2 separate regions of the Homo sapiens genome follow, and region 2 is linked to region 1. A link is a loop called in an ENCODE intact Hi-C map of the cell type or tissue named here. Cell type or tissue: tibial artery. All regions are shown on one strand. Each heading gives the region's core, and the rest is flanking DNA. Links, peaks and the distances in the headings are about the cores only.

Evidence for each region. A loop is a pair of places that touch in the nucleus more often than their neighbours do. Peaks named below come from ENCODE experiments on the same cell type or tissue, not always from the same donor. Only the 100,000 strongest peaks of a DNase experiment are listed, where the experiment ranks them.
Region 2: a loop joins it to region 1, with 3 times the contacts of the local background. A loop is called at or near these places in 23 of 110 quality-filtered maps.

What each region holds. Positions count from the first base shown.
Region 1 is chr13:96,955,379-96,961,185 of GRCh38, forward strand. LINC00359 (long intergenic non-protein coding RNA 359) reads right to left here. Exons shown (of 3, transcript NR_051966.1): 2 at 484-585. Among named protein-coding and RNA genes, the nearest start is that of LINC00359, 26 kb to the right of the region's middle. In tibial artery, for the core only: a CTCF peak has its summit at 3,109 (motif pointing left); no DNase peak of the experiment used is centred there.
Region 2 is chr13:96,820,496-96,826,302 of GRCh38, forward strand. All of the region lies in intron 1 of HS6ST3 (heparan sulfate 6-O-sulfotransferase 3), which reads left to right. Among named protein-coding and RNA genes, the nearest start is that of LINC00359, 160 kb to the right of the region's middle. In tibial artery, for the core only: a CTCF peak has its summit at 2,578 (motif pointing right); DNase peaks (open chromatin) are centred at 1,768 and 2,586; H3K27ac peaks cover 3,122 bases.

The DNA.
Region 1 (5,807 bases), core at 871-4,870:
AGTTTTACAGCATTTAATGTTTGCACGGAGTACAAGAGTAGGTAAATTATGTCAATGCACACAGAGCCACATAGATCCTCCCTCAACCTTTTTTTGGTTTTGGAGTTCCTTCAGGTTTGATCAAAGTCATGGAATATTATTATTATTATTATTATTTTGAGCTGGAGTCTCGCTCTGTCTCCCAAGCTAGAGTGCAGTGGCAAGATCTCAGCTCACTGCAACCTCCACCTCCCAGGTTGAAGTGATTCTCGTTCCTCAGCCTCCCAAGTAGCTGAGACTACAGGCGTGTGCCATCATGCCAGGCTAATTTTTTGCATTTTTTTAGTAGAGACGAGGTTTCACCATGTTGGCCAGGCTGGTCTCGAACTCCTGACCTCAAGTGATCCTCCCGCCTCAGCCTCCCAAGGTGTTGGGATTACAGGCGTTAGCCACCATGCCCGGCCTATGTTCTATTTTAAAATGATTAATGGGAGGAAAACTTACCTTCAGAGAAAGACCCAACACTTTATCACATCAGCCATGTTAAAGTTTCTGAACTTCTTGGTGAAAGCAAATTTTTTATGATCCTTCAGTGTTAGGACAGGTCTAGAAAAGAAAGAGGAAAAAGTGGGAATGAGGAGGAGATAATAAAGGAGGAGATGAGGTGTTGAGTAGGCGACACCAGTGGCTGAACTTGCCTTCTTTACATTACTCCAAACAACTCCTTCCAGGTGACAAGAATCTGCAAAATTGTGGAGGATTCCCTTTTAACATGGTGTATTAGTAAGTTCTCTTATTGCTATAAAGAAATACCTAAGACAGGGTAATTTATAAAGAGAAGAGGTTTAATTGGCTCACAGTTCCACAGGTTGTACAGGAAGCATGGCAGCATCAGCTTGGCTTCTGGGGATGCCTCAGGAACCTTACAATCATGGCAGGAGGCAAAGGGAGAGTGCACTTCACATAACCAGAGCAGGAGGAAGAAAGAAGGAGGAGGTGCTGCACACTAGATCTCATGACAACTTACTATTGTGATGACAGCGCCAACAGAATGTGTTAAGCAATGAGAAATCACCCTAATGATCCAAACCTCCCAACAGGCCCCACCTCTAACATTGGAGATTACAGTTCAACAAGAGATTTTCGTGGGGACACAGAACCAAACCATATCACATGGATTTCCATTTAACATTGTCATAAGTAGATTTGTTTCCTTAAAATGAAATATCTGTGGTACTACTGTATATTTTAAAATACACAATCTGGATGATAATGTGTACAGATAACAAGAAGTCAGCATCGATTTAATGTTCACCATACATGAGGCATACTTCTTAATCTGCGTAGGGATCCAAGTCAGCTGGGCTGGGACACCTGAACTACATGGGTTTACAGATTTCTACATTTTACTCACACAACAATAAGTACTAAGAAAAATGTGAACAAAGCATTTTTTATTGTGTAGAAAAGCAGCTTAACCAATGGTTAAAAGTGTAGCCCCTGAAACAGACTTGCTTGAGTTTCAGCTCCCCTTCCACCATTTACTATATATGTGACCTTGGGTGAGTCCTCTAATCTCCCTGTAGTTCAATTCAGTTCCTTCCATAATATGGACATCAAGATAATAATTTCTAATTCATAGAGTTATTATAAGGGCTAAATGAGTTAATATATGGGAAGTGCTTACAACCAAGCACTACAAGGAGTTTGTTCTCATTGTCACCAACATCATAATCATTACCATTATCATTATTATATGTTTAACAGCTTTTCTCACTTACTTCTAAATAAAATGTCTCCACTGCAGTACACTCCAAGCCAAGTAGTGAATTAAGCACACATACTGCTTTTTAGAAGGAAACTTAATCATTGTGGATTCTGCTTACTTGAGATCCCTCTGACATCCAAGGGGATTTTACATGAGTTTTTACGGAATTCTTTGATCTATTCTGAAGATGAGGGTTCCATTCAAAAGCTTCCAACTGCACTTCATCCATGTTCCTATTCTCAAAGACAACATAACAGCAGTTTCCATGTGGAAATTTTTTTCCACATGCACTCAATTAGAATAGGGTATCTCCTTTGGTTCATTTTTCATTTTCATTTGTTTTTCTAATCTTCCACAAGCTCCATTTAACCAAATAACCCATAAGATTTTCTTTTTTACTCTTTTTGCACAATTTATCTCCTGACTTCCATTCTTCCCACAGATTTGAAACTAATGATTGCCAGTTGGGATAAATAAAAACTTCCCTAAGCATCTCCTTTTCAGCCCACATACTCTGCTCCATTCTTTACTAGGCAGGTGCAGCCTCAGGGTAGGTTATTTTTTCTTTATGCATCAATGCTTATTTGAGTTAGCTTGTAGCTCACAGGGATTTTGGTTATATGGAGATATTTTGTACCTCAGCAGACACAGAAGGAATGCTGTTGGCAAGGGAAGTTGTAGCACGACCTAGAAATTCCTTTTTGTCATGAAGCAGGACCCTAAAGCTGAAAAACATTTCTTTCATTCTGGAGAGAAAGACACACAGAAACACAAGATGAACATCACCACCAATAACAACCGCCTGTGTCAATGCAAACAAAAGCCAGAAATCAACCAGTTGAAGAATTAGCTAGCCACATGGTCATTACCTTATATCCCAACAAGCCCAGGGCAAATTAGGATTCCTAAAACAGGATCCTGATTTTCCCAAATGAAATCTCCACACACTATATCCCACCATCTCTTTGGGTTTAGGGTTCCCTTCGAATCTTTTCTAAGAATAAATTAGGAAGGTGTTGTTTTTCTAACATGCAGTCTTTAATGGATACTACTTTTCTTTTTACAAAGGACTCTAATGGATGGAAAAAATTTTAAAACAGTTATCTGTGGGTTAATTGAATTATAAGGTAGGTTAGGAACTGCAGCTCATCAGTGAAAAAAAAATATGTACATTCACTAATTTTGCCAGTTTGGTTCATATTTGTTGGAAGACTCAGGTTTTATAGAAAGAGATTTTATAAACAACCCACCCTCATGTTGTCTTTCGCAGCAATTAATATATATGGCTGAGAAGGCATTTCAAGCTTTCCATTCTTTGAGGCACTTTTATTTCTAATAAGGTTCTCTGCCCTCTAGTGGTTGTTTTGTTTCAGGCATTGGCGTCAAGGTGATGTATGATTAGGAAGCAAAATTTTGCCTAAGGATTTTTAAGGAGTGGTTGTGCTCTCAATTTAACATTGAAAGTGGTTTCTGGAGGGCCGTTAGGATGCTAAGGGATTCTAGGATGACTTCACCTCATGTTGCACAAAGATAGGTGTAAACCTCTACTTTATTTTTCAAACTATTTATCTGTGCTTGAGGATCTGTCTCATTTAGGCTACATATTACAGTTTATTATAATAATTCATTATTTCCATTTGAAAGTTAAAAGAGAAGAGTTTATGTATGGCCTTAAATTCTGGCTGCTGCAGCAAACGCTTGAAATTCAGTCCTCCGAAAAAAGGAAAATGAGTCCCCTCAATTTTGAAGGCCAGAGGGTAGATCCATATGCTGTTTTGTGGGGCCCATCTTCCTGTTTTCAAGTCCAAGGAACTCTGTGGGAATCTGGTCATACTCATGCTTGGGCTTTGAAAAAGCCAAGGTGATTTGGAAAATATGTTCTGAGATGTAACAGCTGCGGCTGCATGATCAGAGGCAGATTTATTTTGGTACAGCTGCCAGGCCCTTGTTGTGCCTTCTGTAAATTTTAATTCCTAGTAATTATTGGAAGTGACACCAACTCTTGTTAATTAACCCTTTTGACATAAACAGAAGGTGTGCTTCCTCCAGAGGACTGGGGGGTGAGATGGAAAAGAGATCTTGGCGTGGCACTCTCGCCCCCTTATTCATCAACCCTCGGAAGATTAAGATGATCAGGTGGATTGGTTTGGAACTGCTCTTTCATATTAATCTAAGAAGCTATGCTATCCATTACTTATATGATGATGGGAGGAAGGAACAGTTCTAAATATGAAACTAGAATGAAGAAGAGGTATCAAGCGTTACAGAATAGGCCCAGTGCGGTTACAGCATGACTTCAAATCACCTTTTCTACAATTCTGATGTCATATTCTCAAAAGATTATTGTTTTAAATATTTATACTGTGGAATAAATTATATATGTGTTGTGTGTATGTGTGTGCATAGCTTAAAAGAATAATGAGAAAATAAATACCCTTGTACCCACTACCTTTATGAGGTAATGCCAAACTGTTTTCCAAATTGGCGTGTAAATGTTCTTTCCTAACAGCTCTGTAAAAAGTGTTTACTGCACCACACTGCCTCAGAAATACTTCATATTATCCAGCTTTTAAATATGTACCAACCTGATAGACATGAAATGGCAGTTCTCTGTAGCTCAATCTTGCGTGTCCCTGAATTCTAATGAGTTTAAGCAACTTTTCATGTATGTATCGATATATTTTTACCTATAGTTTCTACTGAACCATTTGTCTTTTTATTCATTTGTAAGTCCTTTATATCTTCTAGATATGTAAAGTCAGGGGTTTATATTGCAAATATCTTCTCCTGGTTTGAGGCTTGTCTTTTTGCTCTCCTTATGGTATATTTTGGTGAATAGAAGTTCTTAATGTTTTCATGGAGTTGAATTTATCAATAATTTGTTTGTGGTTTATGTGGTTGGTGGCTTGTTTAAAAAATCCTTTTTCTCCTAGATTCTTAGAATAGTGTCCTATGTCATCTAAAGTGTTACTGCACCCTTTTGGGTCTGTGGTAAAGCAGGCTAACTGTCCACCAAGTCCTTGTGCTTATTCTCTTCAGAAGATAGAATTGTCAGGAAGAAGCTGCTCAGTCAGTGATTGGTTAACCCTTGTTTGCATCTAGATGGGATCATGTGACTAGTTCTTGTTAATGGAATATGAGTAGACGTGATGTCATGCTCATATAAGAAGTGATAAATTATCTCCTTCCCCATCCACAAAAATGCAATTACTCTGGGATCCTGGGATCTGATGAAGCCACAAGTGGAAGGAACATAGATGCTAGAATGACTATGTGTAGGTAAATAGCCCACTACTATAAACTGAATGTTTGTGTTCCTCCGAAATTTATATTTTAAATCCTAACTCTCAATACAATGATATTAAGAAGTGGGGACTTTGGAAAGTGATTAGGTCATGAGGGCAGAGCCCTCTTGAATGGGATTAGTGCCCTGATAAAAGGGACCCCAGAAAGAACAGCAAGAAGATAACTTTCTATGAACTAAGAAGCAGGTCTTCACCAGAACTCGACCATGCTGGCACCCTGATTGCAGGCTTCCAGTCTCCAAAACTGTGAGAAGTAAATTTCTGTCATTCATAAGCCACCCAGTCCATGGTAGTTTATTGCAGCAGCCTTACCTAAGACACCTGCCAACCAGGAACACGCATATTCAGCAGCCAGTTGAGCAAAAAAAAAAAAAAAAAAAAAAAAAAGGATTTCTATTGTGTTAGCCACTAAATTTTTGGCTATTTTATTTCATCACGTAGTATTACCCTAACCAATGTGGAAATTGGTACCTACAAGTGGAAAGCTACCTTAACAAATTCTAAAATATGTGGCATTGACATAGTGGATGGGTGATAGAAAGCAAGGAAAAAGATAAAGCAAGACAGAAATATGGAGATCTCTGTTATGCAGTAGCATAAAATGGTGCCTGCTGTAATTCTGAAAGCAGATCAAATGCCTCGTAGATATGTAGCTCTACAGGAAGTAGTTGCAAAGAGCTAAAAATGTTACCATGTGTTGGTTTCTACTCACTCTTATCTCAAGGTATATAAAGAAAAAGATGCGTCCAAGCAAG
Region 2 (5,807 bases), core at 671-4,670, 140 kb before region 1:
GTGAGGATCTGCTAGGTATCAGCTACTGCCGGGCCCTTTATATTCACTTCTTATTCAATAATTCCCACAACCCTATGAAGTAAGTACTGATACTTCAGCTGTTTAGGTGAGGAAACTAAGGCTCCCAGAGGTCAAATAAGCTAACCAAGTCACGCTGAAAGCGAGGTGGGTTTAACGTTGGAACTCGAATCTGTCTGACTTCAAACCTATTTTCTTTTCACTCCATATAAAGTGAAGTTCCCAACATTCTTGAAATTATGCACTCATGCTTTGTCCAAATGAGCACAGTTTGACTTGTACTTTTCTTAAATCTCTTCCTGAATACAGGCTTTGGGACAGCCAACTTCAGGATTCAGCAACCTTCTCTGAACACTTTTCTGAGTCTTCATAGCATTGTATTCAAGATCTGTTTTAAGGCTGAAAAGAGCATTATGGCATGGAATGAGCTTTGGCTTTATTTCAATTCTCTTGCATAGCTATTTTCAGCCTTTATTGTTCTGACATTACTACAGCTTTTGGCTTCTAGATTCTTTAGGTGTGTTAAAAATGAATGCAACTGCAATAATTCTCCCTTGTCTCTAATGCCCCTTCCTCAAGTGTAAATTTGTTACAGCTTTGTGGGTGTGCTGGGCTCAGGAAAACTGTTTCTATAGCTTCTTCTAAGCTGTATATATTCAGAGCATCCTCTGGATCCATGCACTCCTGTGCTAAAGTAGAACAGAGGCCCTGTGTTCCTTCTGCTTCCTGTCCATCCCTGGCCTTGCAAGATGCTGCTTCTCTCTCATCTCCTGCTGTCTCCCTGCAGGTAGAAACAAATCCCTCACCCTGTGATGTTCATTTTGCATCTAGAGCTTTGAGTTCAACAAAGCCTGGGCCACTGCATCATTAAGTCATAAACTGAATTTCCAAGACAGCCTGATTTTTACAAGATGATGGAAGAAACTGCCAAAACTATTATCACTCTGTGAATTACAAACATCATCTAAAAGTAGTACGTGACTCAAAGGGTTGTTTTGATGACTAAGTTGGTGAACACAGACACAGCACTTAGAAATGTACTTGGACATAGTATGGATTCAATAAATGTTGGCCACTATTATTGTTATTCATATCAGTTTTTCACTGCACATGGAACATTCCATATTTTGAGTTAGCATTCCTCTTAATCATTATTGAGGAGATGACCTCAGAGACAATCTTTGTTTGAGACTTGGGAAGGAATGGAATCAGATTGGAATCTCACAAGTATTTTTGTTTAATATGCCAAAATGGTTACCCAGTCCTGATAGCAGAGTGAACAAAAAATCCTAAAACAGAAGTATCCTTCATATAACAGAATGGCAAAACCTAGACAGAGGGGATTAAAAAAATATATATTCTTGTGATGTTTTTGGAAAATATGCATCAGAGCTGTCAAATATAGATTCTAAATATTGGCACACATGCCTTGCTCTTAAATATTCTGATTTACTTCTTTTCCTGTCCAAATTGGCTGGCACTGAGCAATTACAACGGAGACACCTCATGGTTTCTACCTGTGTAATTCTCACATTCCCTAAAAGCAGTGCCTGAGAAATTAGCTAAGACGAGAGCATGGCTGAGCACGGAGGGCCTGATAACACAATCTGAGTGTACTATCTGGTGTTCTGCTTTGCCCGGCTGGGATTAGAGCTGCCAGTGAGACTGAATTGGGCCTTATCTCACTCCAAGGCGGCTCCAGGCTTCAGGTGGATACCCGCATGCATAAACCACAGCTTTGCAGAGAGCCTTGAGACATCCTCATGCCCAAATCCCAGTGATGCAGCGCAAAGCAGGGCGCCTCTGAACCAAATAATCACGGAAGTCCCTGAATAATGAATGAGAGCAGGACCCTCCCTGGCACATTTGAAACTGTACTGGGAGGAACTGTACTCAGCAAGATAGCAAAAACTAGCCCCTAGAACATGCATTCCCTGAAATTTATTCTTGCAGCAGCCACTTGGGGGAAAGTGAAAGCAAATGTGACAACCACCCGAAAATCATGGCATTTTAGTGAGTTCGATGCTCACAGGTTTCCTGTCAATATAAGGCAGCGACGTGACAAGATTTGAAATTTCCTCTTATTGATAAATACCATCTCTCCCTCTAGGGAAGCAGGGGGTTGACTGATCATCATTAAGGAATGACCTGTATGATCGAGAAGCCTCTTCTTTGATGCTTTTGTTTGGTTTGTTTTGTATAATATGTGTCTTCCCATAATTAAAGTTAGCTGACACCCAGCCATTGCATACAAACTACATCTCAAGAGGTTGTTTCTTTGAGGACTGCCAATGAATATAATCGGGTGAGGGACCTCCATCTTTCTGATCCAGATGTTGGCTTTAATATAGCTGCAGTGCTGATGAGTGGGATTTGATTCCACAAATGTTTAGTCTAATTTGACATTCCAGCTGTTCATTAAGTGGAAAATAAACAATCTCTTTGGAAAGTTGTTTCCCTAACATCATGTCACAAGCTCTAACCAGACTGTCCTGGAATGGCAGTCTCAGACCAAGGTTTCACTCAGAGCACCTTCCTCTTCCAGCCAGGAGGGAGCAGCACCTGTCTCCAGCACCCTCTTGGCTCCCAGGCAGCCATGCTCTCTGTGCCCCATGATGTCAGGCCTCATGGAATAGTCAAGTCCTCTCTGGCTTTGACTGTGCCTGGATACTATTGGCAAAAACCATATTGAGTCATTTTGACAATGAAACAGGAGGGATTCTCTTGACTTAGGAATTCTACTCCTAGGAATTTATTCTCTGCACAGATATTCATGGCTTAGAATGTTCATCAGATTCTTGTTTAAAATACACCACCAAAATAGAATGTCCCTAGTTGTCCCAAACTGGAGATTGGCCATACAAATTATGACACATCCATAAATGGAATATTATGCTCTTCTGGAAGAACATTGTATTCTTATGAAAGAATATTAAATAAAATGGAAAAACATTCACCGTCTTTTTAAGTTAAAAACATGTTATAAATATGTTGTGCATTATGAATTCAAAATGTAAACATATTTATAACTTTAAATAATAATCAAATATATATATATTTAACTGTGCCTATGTATGAATAAAGTGATTATAGGTAATTTTTATTTTCTTCTTTTTTTTTCTTTGAGATGGAGTCTCACTCTGGTGTCCAGGCTGGAGTGCAGTGGTGCAATCTCGGCTCACTGCAACCTCCGCCTCCCATGTTCAAGCAATTCTCCTACCTCAGCCTCCCAAGTAGCTGGGATTACAGTCGCATGCCACCATGCCAGGCTACTTTTTGTATTTTTAGTAGAGATAGGGTTTCGCCATGTTGGCCAGACTGGTTTTGAACTGACCTCAAGTGATCCTCCTGCCTCAGTCTCCCAAAGTGCTGGGATTACAGGTGCAAGCCACAGCACCCAGTCTATTTTCTTCTTTTTTACTGTTCTGCAGTTCCCACATTTTCCATAATGGTAATACATTATTGCGTATCCAAGTGGGGGAAATAATAATTTTTAAAAAAGCAAGAACAACTAAATCTAAACTATTCTTCCTTTAAAGTTATCAGATGCATATGTGAGGAAAGCCACCCGAGCCTCTCCCCTCTTGAGGGAAGCCCTGTGGGCACTTCTATCCCCTCATCTTACCTATTGAAGAGAGTCAAGATACATGGGTAGTAAGCAAAATAAAAATGCCTGAGCCCAAAGGGTCTGACTGCCTTCTAAGTCAGCATGAGGGAGAAGGTAATGGCAGCTTGGTGCCGTGCGACGCACATGGCTTCTGTGTGAGGTAAGAGAACCACATGCACGCATCTCCATTTCCTCCTCCTCATGTTGCGGACACCCTCGGAACCAATCGCTGTGACACACACCACTGTCAGCTTCCTAAAGCTCTTTATTATGATACTTCGCAATTCTAGTCTCCAACTTCCCACTGGCTTAGAACATCATTCTTAACTTCCTTAATTTGTTCTCAAGACTTGAATCAAAGGCCTTTTCGTAGCTGTGTCAAAGGGCAGTCTGATTGCTAAGCCTTAACTGCCGCAATACCCCTATCAAATACTGTGCAGGGCAGACAATACTCTAGTGAGATAATGAAGAATGAGTAGCTCATGATGAGTGTGCAGCAACAAAGAAAGCCAAGAAATTAATTCCATTCTGAACATTTGGAAACTGACTCCTGCACACAGCAGAGCAGGGCAGAGGGAGCTAAGCTTCACTTTTTTAAAATGCACACATCAGCTTATGTTTAAGATGTGGTGGTCGCCTGTCCATGCTCCATGGAGAGGATCAAGATCCTCACAAGATCTAAGAATCTCTGAAAGAGTGGCTGATAAATGCTATATATTTATTCACTCCACAAACATTGAACAACTGAACATCCATGATGTATAAGGTCATGCATTATACATCCTGGGGAATCAAAGGTGAGTCAGGCAAGGTTCCCCCTCTCAAGTTGTGTAAAGCCTGTATAAGTCAGACTGGTCGCTAGAATAAAGATAGTGCATGAGGGGATCTCTGGTTTTGTGGGGCAATGGGGGAGAAATCCCTTCCACGGAGGACGTGAGAGCAGGCTGGGTGGAGGAGTTCCTACCTGATCTGGTTTTTATGAATGCATAAAACTGTGGAGTGTGGAGCTATTAATTTTGCTGCTTTGCTTTATGAGGGTTAAGCTGGTGGTGGAAGGAATCTATTTAATAAACTGTTGTGAACCTAGCATTATGAAGTTCTTTCAAGTGTATTCTCTTTGGATAGGCAAGTCATAGCCTCATAAACATGAGTTTGTTTTAATCACCACCAGCAAAGTGATTCCAGGAACTTATACTCTTCATTCTACCATTTGGATGAAGATACTAGCTCTGCCTTTTATCTACTGCAGTATTGAAAAGGAAGGATTTGCTAGAAGGAAAGAAAGAAACAGAAAAGAGGAAAAAGTAGCATAGAGAAAGCTGACAACAGAAAGCCGGGGAGAGCAGTGGCAGGCGGGTGCATGGCATTTCCTGAATCTGTCCTGGATTCTTTCTCCTCAACACCCACAGTTCTGGGGTTGTCTCTGCTGGTCTCTTACCATGGCTGCTGAATGTCTCCTGTGATCTCTACCTACTTTAGGTAGAGATCTTTAATACTGTTTAATACTTTAATACTGTTGCTGAATGAGTCTTTCTAAATTAACACTTTCAATTTCAGCAATTCACAATCACATTCAGAGCCTACGGCAATTGGGTCTCAACATCCTGCTCCAGTCTATGCCCTCCTTCCATTCATTGACTCATTAAATGAACGTTTAGTGAAACACACAACATGAGCTTCCTGGTCAAGTCTCAGTACTCTGCTAGGAACATTCTTGAAGAGCTCTCTTAAATATTCTTTGTCCACTCCTGACCTCTGTAACTTGCTAATGAATGCATTTTTCTACTCTACCACACCTGTGCAGTAAGACTTGAGGGCATTTTCTTCTTTTTTTATGTTCTCAACATTTCCTGAAGCAGTGCCTTACACATAGCGAACCCTCAATAAGCATGTGTTAATTAAATGACTTGCTAATTAAAGAAGAGAACAAATTATACAATAAACTGCTCAGTGAAACATAGGTTCTTGAAACAGTAGGGAAGAAAACCAGTAAGTTTAATTTTAAAAATAAATAAATAAACCTCATTGTTACTAATTACTTGTTGTATAAAATATTCTCCTTTTTGCAGTGAGTCTGTGTTGACTATTTCACTCCATATCACCTACCATCACAATCAAATGACAAGTGCATTAGAAGATTATATATTTTTTACTCCTTGCACACATTTTAGGCATTTTAAAA